Regions from separate parts of the Homo sapiens genome. Here region 2 is linked to region 1. The links are chromatin contacts, found by Hi-C or POLR2A ChIA-PET in ENCODE. All regions are on one chromosome and are shown on one strand. The core of a region is the stretch at or near the end of the contact, and the rest is flanking DNA. Distances in the headings are between cores, read along the strand shown.

The links. A loop is a pair of places that touch in the nucleus more often than their neighbours do. ChIA-PET counts read pairs that join two places held with the same protein, here RNA polymerase II (POLR2A). Pooled maps may share reads with other maps.
Region 2: a pooled map shows a loop between it and region 1 (2.4-fold over the local background). The contact joins two enhancer-like sites. A Hi-C loop is called at or near these places in 4 of 168 maps with a recorded cell type or tissue (CD4-positive, alpha-beta T cell, CD4-positive, alpha-beta memory T cell, naive thymus-derived CD4-positive, alpha-beta T cell and 1 more) and 9 of 50 pooled maps. POLR2A ChIA-PET finds 5 or more read pairs at or near these places in 2 of 52 experiments (CD8-positive, alpha-beta memory T cell and WTC11).

The regions. Positions count from the first base shown.
Region 1 is chr12:121,510,629-121,516,007 of GRCh38, reverse strand. It overlaps KDM2B (lysine demethylase 2B), which reads left to right. Exons shown (of 23, transcript NM_032590.5): 10 at 2,606-2,732. Among named protein-coding and RNA genes, the nearest start is that of KDM2B-DT, 67 kb to the left of the region's middle. RefSeq lists enhancers at 1-222, 223-731, 1,224-1,333, 1,644-1,713 and a silencer at 1,931-2,224. Within about 2 kb of position 1,752, at least 5 of the 41 ENCODE cell types and tissues checked have a DNase peak (open chromatin) inside an H3K27ac peak, as active enhancers do.
Region 2 is chr12:121,770,694-121,776,316 of GRCh38, reverse strand. It overlaps TMEM120B (transmembrane protein 120B), which reads right to left. Exons shown (of 12, transcript NM_001080825.2): 7 at 5,345-5,410; 8 at 4,768-4,829; 9 at 2,804-2,896; 10 at 1,595-1,659; 11 at 1,187-1,255; 12 at 1-708. The coding sequence ends at 595. Among named protein-coding and RNA genes, the nearest start is that of RHOF, 20 kb to the left of the region's middle. RefSeq lists silencers at 1,040-1,334, 2,986-3,035. Within about 2 kb of position 2,941, at least 14 of the 41 ENCODE cell types and tissues checked have a DNase peak (open chromatin) inside an H3K27ac peak, as active enhancers do.

The DNA of each region.
Region 1 (5,379 bases), core at 503-3,002:
GCCCCTCTTTTTTAAACTCCAGAGGGCACCGATCTAGTAACTATGAGAAAAGATGACTCTTCTCCCAGCACTGAAACTGGGGTTCTCAGGAAAGGAGCTGGAGCCAAGGAAACCGCTAGATGATGGTCCCCACTCCGTGCATCCCCCAGGGGGCTGAAGAGCATGTGGTGGCCATGATCCCATTCCAAAGCATTCCATCCATCAGAGGCAGGCAGAGCCCAGCACCCAGTGTGCAGGCGGAGAGAGGAGGCCCAGCAGTGGGAGGAGGCCTTGAGGCCAGGAGCTGAGTGAGAGCCAGGACTCTCAGAGACGCTGGGTTTGGGCCTTTTCCAGACGGGCACTTTGAGAAATGCAGCAAAATAGCATTTTAGGGCAAAAGGAGAACGGAGGTCTGCTTCTAGTTGTCTTTGTCCCAGATGGGGAATGTCACCTGTTTATTGTCAGCAGAGAGCAGGGCAGTGGAGGTGGGCAAGTGTGATTCGGGGAGGGTGGGAGAGTGTGATTAGGGGGTGGCAGAGTGTGGTTGGGGGTGGCGAGTGTGATTAGAGGGGGTGGCGAGTGCGATTTGGAGGTGGGGAGTGTGATCAGGGGGGTGGGGAGTGTGATTAGGGGGATGAGGAGTGTAATTAGAGGGGGTGGGGAGTGTGATTAGGGGGATGGGGAGTGTGATCAGGGGATGGGGAGTGTGATTGGGGGATGGGGAGTATGATTGGGGGCGGGGAGTATGATTGGGGGCGGGGAGTGTGATTGGGGGATGGGGAGTGTGATTGGGGGATGGGGAGTGTGATTAGGGGATGGGGAGTGTGATTAGGGGAGTGGGGAGTGTGATTAGGGGGTGGGGAGTGTGATTAGGGGGATGGGGAGTGTGATCAGGGGATGGGGAGTGTGATTGGGGGATGGGAAGTGTGATTGGGGGACGGGGAGTGTGATTAGAGGGGGTGGGGAGTGTGATTGGGGGTGGGGAGTGTGATTAGAGGGGGTGGGGAGTGTGATTGGGGGTGGGGAGTGTGATTGGGGGTGGGGAGTGTGATTAGAGGGGGATGGGGAGTGTAATTAGAGGGGGATAGGGAGTGTGATTAGAGGGGGTGGGGAGTGTGATTAGAGGGGGATGGGGAGTGTAATTAGAGGGGGATAGGGAGTGTGATTAGGGGGTGGGGAGTGTGATTAGGGGGTGGGGGGGTGTGAATAGGAGGGTGGAGAGTGTGAATAGGAGGGTGGGGAGTGTGATGGGGGGATGGGGAGTGTGAATGGGGGGATGGGTGAGTGCGATTAGGGGAGTGAAGATATTAGGGGCAGGGGAGTGTGATTAGAAGGTGGGAGAATGTAATTGTTCACCATCCAACTCCCTGAGTTCGCATAGGATCAGGGAGGGGAGGAGGGCTTTCTCGTCCCCGCAGACACCCTCTTGGCAAGAGAGCCAGGGAGCAAGGTGTGAGTGTGGGCATGTGAGACCATCGTGTGGCCTCTGCAGGAGAGGCCCCGTGTGGGTGTCAGGGACCTCTTTCCATCCTTGTGTTGGGTCCATCAGTGGCGTTGTTTCCTTCCCATCTTTCGGTGACATCTCATCTGTACAGACCCTGAACTGCCCCCCGTGGAATCTCCCGGGGCTCAGGCCTTTTGACAGTTCTAGTACACAAAGCTGTCTCCACCTTTACTTCCTCTTCTATGATAAACAGCCAACCAGCAACATGGCAAACCCCATCTCTACAAAAAATACAAAAAAACCCAGCCAGGCGTGGTGGTGCGCGCGCCAGTAGTCCCAGCTACTCACAGGGCTGAGGCAGGAGGGTCGCTTGAGCCCAGGAGGTCGAGGCTGAGTGAGCTATGATCGTGCCACTGCACTCCAGCCTGGGTGACAGAGGTGGGACAAAAGGGATCTCCTGCTCCAGACCCGAGATGTGTCTCCCTCAGCTCAGCATCACGCTGGTCTCAGGTCATACCTGGGACCTCTGTCAGAGGGAGCCCTTGTGGCCTTGCAGGCTGGGCAGTGCCAGACGGGTGTGGGGAGGAGCAGGAGATGGACCCCTTCAAGGCCCCACCCCTGGAGGTAGGCGAGGCCACACCCCCTCACTCTTATTGGTCCGCTGGCCTGGCCTCCCTCCCAACAAACAGGAGGAGGCTCCATAACCTGTCTGCAAATAGATAAGGCTTGGAAGTTGATTTCTGGTTTTCAAGCAGGAGGGAGGAACAGCAGAATCTGTGCAGGAATTTTCAGAAACAAGGAGGAACCTATGTCTGTTGTAGCTAGAATCAGGCAGCGGCTCCCACCTGCAGGTGCCCACACTCTCTGCAGGCAGGTCAGGGGAGAATTCTGTTTTTCTGCATCTCACGGGAGCATCAAGTGGCCCCCATCCAACCTCTGGGGCGTGCAGCTCAGGGACCTTTGAGATGAGGCGCTCATGCGGGCCTCGTCCTCCGCCTCATTTGTGCATGCTGCCGGCATCTCCCTTCCAGCACCCCACCATTTCTCCCCCGACCATCCATGCTCTCGCTAAGATGATGACAGTGACCCTCACCTGCAGGGAGCCTGCCCCGCACTTCTCTCCCTCCTTCCCCCTTCGCCCTCTGGAAACTGACCTCTGCCTGCCTGCGTCTTTGCTTTCAGGTGCAGCCCAAATTCCGTTACCCCTTCTACTATGAGATGTGCTGGTATGTCCTGGAGAGATACGTGTACTGTGTGACCCAGCGCTCCCACCTCACTCAGGAATACCAGAGGGAGTCGATGCTTATTGGTGAGTGAACCGGAGGGAGCCCACGGCCTCGGCTGCACAGCTGGGGCAGAAATCATTTTCTCAGTGGGGCCTGGAGACACTCCCTGAGTTTTGGGGATTCGTTGAATCAGTGTATTGGGCAGAATCCTAGGAACCCCTCAGGGGAAGCCATTCTTGCCAGTTTCCCACCTGGAATACAGAGTCCAAGAAAATGAATTCGGATCCCCAAAAGAGTCACGTGTGTGGCCTCCAGCCCATGGCTGTGTAGATGCAGGTTGGGGCCGCCCCGGGCTTGGCTGCTAAAACGGGATCACCCCACAGAGCAGAGAATCCTCGTTCTTTTGGCTCTTCCGTGGACACCAGCTGATTTTTCCTCCTGCACTGGAGGTTGGGTTTTTATCTATGTAAGAGCAGTCCTGTGAGATGCAGCCAGTCTCTGAAAACTCAAGGCTGTCTTTGAGGCAGCAGGAGGGGTGACCAGGGCAGGTGGTGCGGGCCTGGAGGAGCAGGAGAGAGTGTTTGGAGCCGCTGCAGCGCCCAGCCCTGCTGCCAGTACTTAAAGGGACATCATCCCCCCCGAACACGGCTCTGCCCTTGAATCTTGACTCACAGACGCCCGCCCTGAAGTTGGATCTGGCTGTGACTGCAAGCCCCGACCAGCAATCTAGAGGAAGAACGTGATTCCTCTCGGCTGCGTCTGAGCTGTTGTGGTGCAGGGGTTTTCCTGGATGATGTAGAGTCTGCAGCATCTCAGACACTGCATCTTTTTTTTTTTAACCAGGGGATAGAAAGATGAGACTGGTCTGTCTCCTTGAGGGTCTGCACAATTTTTCCTGCAGCCTCTAGGATTTTTAGATTCTTTTTTTATTTCCCCTTTACAGTAAGCCTCTTCCATCCCTTCCCTTATGCCCCATCCTTAATGACGTTCAGGGTTTCCAGGCTGGGCGTATGATGGGGAACCAGTGTTTCTGCTGGGGCCTTCACTGGGAAGTCTTTGCCTGTGAGGTCTGTCGCGAGCCTCATTCCCGCCTGATGATGTGATATTCAGGGGGTTGGAAAGTCCCGAAACCCTACAACCTGCCCTTCTGGAGCTCCCAGCCTGGTAGGAGAGAAGGGAAATGATCCTGAAATAGCGTGAGAGCCGCTATGATCACAGTAACTCCACGATCCCCCGGAGACAGAGGCTGGGGAGAGTGAGAGGCTTTCTGAGTGTCTGCAGTCCCCAGGCCAGAAGGCCGAGGGTTGGTTCTTTCACTTGGACATTTAGGGCAGAAGAATAATATTCCATTCGCAGGCACAGGAGGAAATCTCGAGGTGGTGCTTGGGTAATCAGTACCCACATCTTCCTTACGTTTTCCTGCCACTGTTTTCCCTCTGGCTCTCCCAGTCCATCTGCCAATGAGAAGGGGCAACGTGAGGGAGACACCCCCTCCATCCAGAGCTGCTGTGTGCCAGTGCCTGTGCCCAGGGATACCTGTGTACTCCGCACCACGGCTTTCTGAGGGTGTTTCCTTTGCCTTATATTTTTTAAGCAGCCCTATTAGGATATAGTTCCCATATCACACAATTCACCATTTAGGGTGTAGAATCCAGTGGTTTTTAGTCTATTCACAGATACATGCAGCCACTGCTGCAGTCAATTTCACATTTTCATCACCGCAAAAAGAAACCCGGGGCCGGGCACAGTGGCTCATGCCTGTAATCCTAGCACCACCGGGCGCGATGGCTCACGCCTGTAATCCCAGCACTTTGGGAGGCTGAGGCGTGTGGATCACTTGAGGTCAGGAGTTCGAGATCAGCCTGGCCAACATGGTGACACCTCGTCTCTACTAAAAATATGAAATTAGTTCAGTGTGGTGGCACATGCCTGTAATCCCAGGTACTCGGGAGGCTGAGGCAGGAGACTCGCTTGAACCTGGGAGGCGGAGGTTGCGGTGTGCCGAGATCGCGCCATTGCACTCCAGTCTGGCCAACAAAGTGAGACTCTGTCTCAAAAAAAAAAAAAAAAAAAAAAATTCCTAGCATTTTGGGAGGCCGAGGCGGGTGGATCCCTGACGTTAGGAGTTCGAGACCAACCTGACCAACAAGGTAAAACCCTGTCTCTACTAAAAAACACAAAAATTAGCTGGGTGTGGTGGTTCACCTGTAATCTCAGCTACTCGGGAGGCTGAGGCAGGAGAATCCCTTGAACCCAGGAGATGGAGGTTGCAGTGAGCTGAGATCACTCCAATGCACTCCAGCCTGGGTGACAGAGCGAGACTCTGTCTCAAAAAAAAAAAGAGAAAAGACAAAAGAAAAGAAAGAAACTCATACCCTTCAGCTGTTGTCTCATCTCCCTACCCTGCCCTTTCCCCAGCCCTAGGCAACTACTCATCTACTTTCTGTCCCTATAGATGTCCCCTGCCTGGGACATTTCACTGAGTTGAATCATATAATAGATGCTCTCTTAGACTTATTTTTATTTTATTTTAGTATTATTATTATTATTATTATTATTATTTTTTGAGACAGGGCCTTGCTCTGTTGCCCAGGTTGGAGTGCAGTGGTGCATTCATGGCTTACTGCAGCCTCCACCTCCCAGGCTCAAGTGATCCTCCCATCTCAGCCTCCCAAGTAGCTGGGACTACAGGTGCACATCATCACACCCAGCTAATTTGTGTATTTTTTG
Region 2 (5,623 bases), core at 1,692-4,191, 260 kb before region 1:
CACAGCCTGACTCAGGATGCCCCCAGCGCTCCAGGGGCAAGAAGAGCACGAGGCAGACGCGGTGGGTCTCTGAGAACTTAAAATAACCCTCACCACGTGGCGGGGTGGGCGAGGAGGGGGCTCACAGCAGAAGCAGAGTGGCCCCGGGGTGGGGGCGCCACAGGACACTGAGGGTTCACACCACCCCAGCCTGGGCCTGGTAAGTAGCAGGTCAGCATAAATCCAACCCCGCGAGGCACATCCAAACCCCACCCAGAGGGGTTCAAATGACAGGAGTGGGAACAGAGGGGCTCCCTGAGGCTTCAGGCCCCATCCCCAGGAAGACTGGCCCGGCCTCAGCCACCTTCAAGCACAGGAGTGAGGCCTCGGGTTCCAGGGACGATGGGGGACCCAGCATTAAATATGTCATAAATAGGTGGGCGGACACTGTGCGGACAGGCGGGGCTCACATTCCTCTAGACCACTGGGGTCCACTGGGGGACCAGGGCCTGGGCCCTCTCCCAGCGATGCCACGGGCCTGAGAGGGCTGCTGGGAAGGAGCCCGGGAGCCCCCTGCAGTCTGAAGTCCGGGCCGAGGGCACAGGAGCCCGAGGCTCACGGCTGCTTTGTCTTGCCTCTGTTCTTCTGGAGCTTGGCATGCACGACTTTGAGCGTGGTCAGGAAGTTGCCGAGGAAGAGGATGAGGAAGGTGAACGCCAGTACGAACACCTGGGGGAGTCCAGAGAGGAGGGCGAGGCTGGGGCATCTGCCCTGCTGAACCCCTGCCCCCAGCACCCCAGAATCTCCAGCACAGCTGCCCCCAAACTCCCAAACTGCAGGGTTTTGCCATCGAAGGCAGAGATTCAGGAGACCTGGGGGAAGGGTGAGGCCTCAGGCTTGGGCAGGGCCTGGGAAGGGCTCGATGGGGCGAACCTCCTTGGGATCCACAGATTGGGAGAGGCTCCACCCCTAGCCCTTCCAGAAGCCTCCCGCCAAGCAGGCCCCCCACAACACCCCACACCTGCCAGCCCAGCCCGCCCCAGGAACCTCCCCACAGCACACCACACACACGCACACACCCCACCCCCACATCTGCCATCCCAGCCCTCCCCAGGAATCCGCACCCCAGCATGCCACACATACACCCCATCCCTGCCACCCCAGCCCTCCCGGGAACCTCCCCCGAGCATGCCCCCACCCCCCATACCTGCCATTCTCTGCATTCCTCGTGGCTGGAGAGCTCAAACAGCGTGACGGCATTGTAGAGCTGCCAGAACTGGAGAGGAAGGCAGGCGCTGCTCACCCACCAGACTCCCCTGGCCGGCCACGTAGAAAGCCAGGGTGATGGCCAGGCCCCTCACCCAACTTTGGGTATCAACTACCCACAACACTGACAGACACCCCCAAAATGAAATGCAGGCACCCGAGGCCAGGGCAGAGCTAGGTCAGTTCTGGCTCCTGCCTTGGCATCCCTGGGCCCAGAGGCTGCCCCGGCCCCAGGATGCTGTGGGCCCCAGCATGGGGACGGATGGAGAAGGAGGGCAAGGCCTGAAGACCTTCTGTTCCTGGGGGTCAGCCCAGACAGGAGATACCCACAAACTCCAGGGGGACTCACATGGCCACAGAAGAGGAAGGGCAGGAGAAAGGTGAGGCCCCGCCACATCCAGGACTGGAACCCTTCTGTGGAGAGGAGGGAAGAAAAAGGACCCGCTGAGGGGGTCCGCTGCCCCCACAGCTCCACCAGACGCCCACCCCCAGCCACACCAGTCACCCTAAGATGAGCCAGGGACAGTCACACATGCGGGGGGTCAGCCCTCACCTGTCATAGCTGGGTGGGCATTCACTATGACAATAGCAACCCTGTCACCTGGCCTGACTGCTCTCTCTCTTCAAGCCACCAAGAGCCAGGTGACAACACACAGACACTGGGCGCTATGTTGTTACTAATTTCTTTAATCTGCACAGGGTTTTGCATTTTATAATGAATTTTCACATGCATTAGTTCTATCGAGTCTTGAGACAGGAGGACCTACTTAGGAGAGTAATTTGATGGAAATGACTATGTCAAAAGACAGCAGAGTTGGCCAGGTGCAGTGGCCCACGCCTATAATCCCAGCACGTTGGGAGGCCAAGGTGGGCAGATCACTTGAGGCCAGCAGTTTGAGACCAGCCTGGCCAACAAGGTGAAACCCCATTTCTACTAAAAATACAAAAATTAGCCGGGCGTGGTGGCACATGCCTGTAATCCCAGCTACTCAGGAGGCTGAGGCGGGAGAATCACTTGAACCCGGGAGGCGGAGGTTGCAGTGAATAGAGATCGTGCCACTGCAATGCAGCCTGGGCAAGAGTGAGACTCCGTCTCAAAAAAAAAAAAAAAAAAAAAAAAGATAGCAGAGTTGTATTAAAAACAGTTTCCCCTGAAATTCTCAATGAGGTGTCTCCTCACTTTTCTGGCTGGCACTCCTATGGCTTCAGAGTGAGGCATGTCTCCCCCGTGTACATGCATTTATATACTTATACGTGTTGGTATGTAGACATGTTACACACAAATGGCTAATTTGTGTGTGTGTATTCTAGAACACACACAAAAAAATAGACACTTCCAGAGGCTGAGACAGAGGCCCTGCCCTCGGGGCCTGGTATGCAGCTGGCCTGGCACTTGGCAGCTGAAACAGAATCCAGGATGAATTCTGGAAGGCGCTTCGGATAAAGGGCAGCGGCCTGGCTCCGCTGTATGGGAGGTGCTCGCAGGGCTGCACTCCCGGTGTGGGGAGCTGGCAGGTCCAGTACCTGCCCCGGCTCCAACCCAGGCCCAGCTACTCACCCACTGTGAGATCCAGGTGGTTCCTCTCCCCCAGGGCCCGCAGCCGGTAGAGGCAGCCCCTCTGGTAATAATATTGCAGGAACTGGACGCAGCCTGCAGGGGGAGCACAGCACCTGGGCTCAGGGCCTGGTGTCCCCGGAAGACAGGGCCACACCTCTCTGCCCCAAGCACAGGCTGATGGGTCTTTACTGGGCAGAAGCAGAAAGGGTGCCCTGGTTACAACCCTCTCCCACGCCCACACACCACAAACAGACACACACACTCTGGTCTGAACCTGCTTTAGCCCTTATCCAGAACACAGAGAGAACACAGGTATGTGAGGACCCATCTAAGCCCCAACTAGATTTGAAACTTCTGGAATTTTCCATGCAGTAGACACTCAATAGATGCTTGCTGGAATGCAAGCTATGCCAGTGCTATGTTGGGAGCTCTGTGCAATGCTAAGACACAAGACAGAGTTCCATCCAATGGGATACTTCGTTGTTGCTAAAAATGAGGTGGTAATGACATGAAAAATAGCCATGATAAACTGTTAAAAATTCAAAAGGCAGGTTATAATAGTAAAGCTCTATGTACAGAAAGGTCCCATACTTGTAAAAGATACATAATGTAATACACACATGTATATACCTATTTATGAATAAAAACTTTTGAGAGGACATAGATCTTAACTAACGTCACCTCTAGGGTGGGCTGATATACAATTTCCATTCTTGGCTTTATACATTTGTATTTGTTTGCAAGCAGGTTTTAACTTAAAATGTAGGTTGTAGTATCTGAAAAGTCAATACAGCCAGGCGTGATGGCTCATGCCTGTAATCCCAACACTTTGGGAAGCCAAGGCAGGCAGATCCCTTGAGGCCAGGAGTTCAAGACCAGCCTGGCCAACTGGTGAAATCTCATCTCTACCAAAATACAAAAAGTAACCAGGCATGGTGGCAGGCACCTGTAATCCCAGCTACTTGGCAGGAGAATCGCTTGAACCGGGAGGTGGAGGTTGCAGTGAGCCGAGATCACAACACCGCACTCCAGCCTGGGTGACAGACAGAAACTCCATCTCAAAAAAAAAAAAAAAGAAAGAAACGGTACGGCGTGGTGGCTCATGCCTGTAATCCCAACACTTTGGGTGGCAGAGGTGGGTGGACCACCTGAGGTCAGGAGTTCCAGACCACCCTGACCAACATGGTGAAATCTCATCTTTATTAAAAATAAAAAAAATTAGCTGGGCGTGGTGGTGCGCACCTGTAGTCCCAGCCACCCGGGAGGCTGAGGCAGAAGAATCGTTTGAACCCAGGAGGCGGAGGTTGCAGTGAGCCAAGATCGCGCCACTGCACTCCAGCCTGGGCAACAGAGCAAGACTCCATCAGAAAGAAAGAAAGAAAGAGAGAAAGAGAGAGAGAGAGAAAGAGAGAAAGAGAGAGAGAGAGAAAGAGAAAGAAAGAAAAAGAAAGGAAGAAAAAGAAAGAAAGAAAGAGAAAGAAAGAAAGGGAAAGAAAGGCAATACACACATGGGATAAAATTTAAAGGGAACAAACAGGTTGGTGAAAAGTAAGACGCTCTCCCTGTCCCCAAGCATTCAAGCCCCCTTCCCCAGAGGCAACCCTTGGGACCAGTATACAAATCCAGAGCAATTTTCAGATGAGAAAAATAATATATATTTCCATTTGGAGGACTTATTTAGGACTGGAAAAAAGGCTGGTATCCCCAATGCTACTCAGTTCCCAAAGGTCACAGTTGGCAGGGTTCCAGCCTGGGGAAGGAGCAGGCAGTGCTGGGGGCTGGGAGGTGGGTGGAGCTGACCTGGGGCGGGGACAGCTCTCCTTCTGGATTTCTGGGACCCTCTCCCCCAGTCTGGTCTCCCTGCCACACAGGCAAGCACTGATTGATGTCAGCTGGGGCCCTCCCTTGGTGAAAGTCTCAGAAAACCATGTCCCTTCCCCCAAATCCAGGCAACAGTCACTCACTCTGAAAAATGGAAAATGCTAAGAACTGGTTGCGAAACTTCTGATAAATGGGTCCATTAGGCCTGGAGAGAAGGTAGGAAAAAACAAAGGTGGGGCCCACTATGAAATGAGACATTCCTCCCCGCCCCAACTCCATTCCAACCAGAAGAGGCGAAAAGGTGTATAAAGTCAAACTGAGGTCCAGACTTCCGCCCTTCTATCCCTGGGGCTGGGCGAGGTCATCCCATCTTCCTTTCTAGAAGCACAGGGGTCCACATGGCCGTGCAGAAGCGCTAACTCCCTGTGACCCCTCTGTCCTCCGCAGTCTCCTTCAGTGCCCAGCCTCACTCGCTCCCTCCAGCCTTGCAGCCCCGCTACCTCTGCCCTGGCCAGGGACACCCGAAACCATTCCCTGGAGAACCCCTCACGGGCTGGGTGGGGCCCGCGCAGCCCGGCGCAGCTGCAGGCTCATACTTTCTTTCCCAAGTTGGCCCTGGAGCACACCCCCCACCGCTGTCTGGATCAGCCCCCTCCCCATTCCCGGGCCCCAGGCTCTACTCCCTGGGAGGCTGGAGGGGCCCAGCGAGGGGCTACTCACCAGGTCAGCATCACTCCGGACAGGAATGTGGAGACGTAGTGGTGAGACACCCACCAGCCTTTAATTCTCGGGAGAGGGAGAGAACGGAAAGTGCTCAGGAGGGGAGAGCAACGCAGGCATGTGTCTCGCTGAGGCCCCACCTATGCAGCAGGGGTTACTCTGCACTCAGAGACGGCTTCTTGGAGTAAGAAACAGACTGGAACCCTGACCGTGCCCTCCTCTCTGTCCCACAGGGCTGCACCATCCCACACAAACCAGCTGCAGATTAGCCTGGACTCC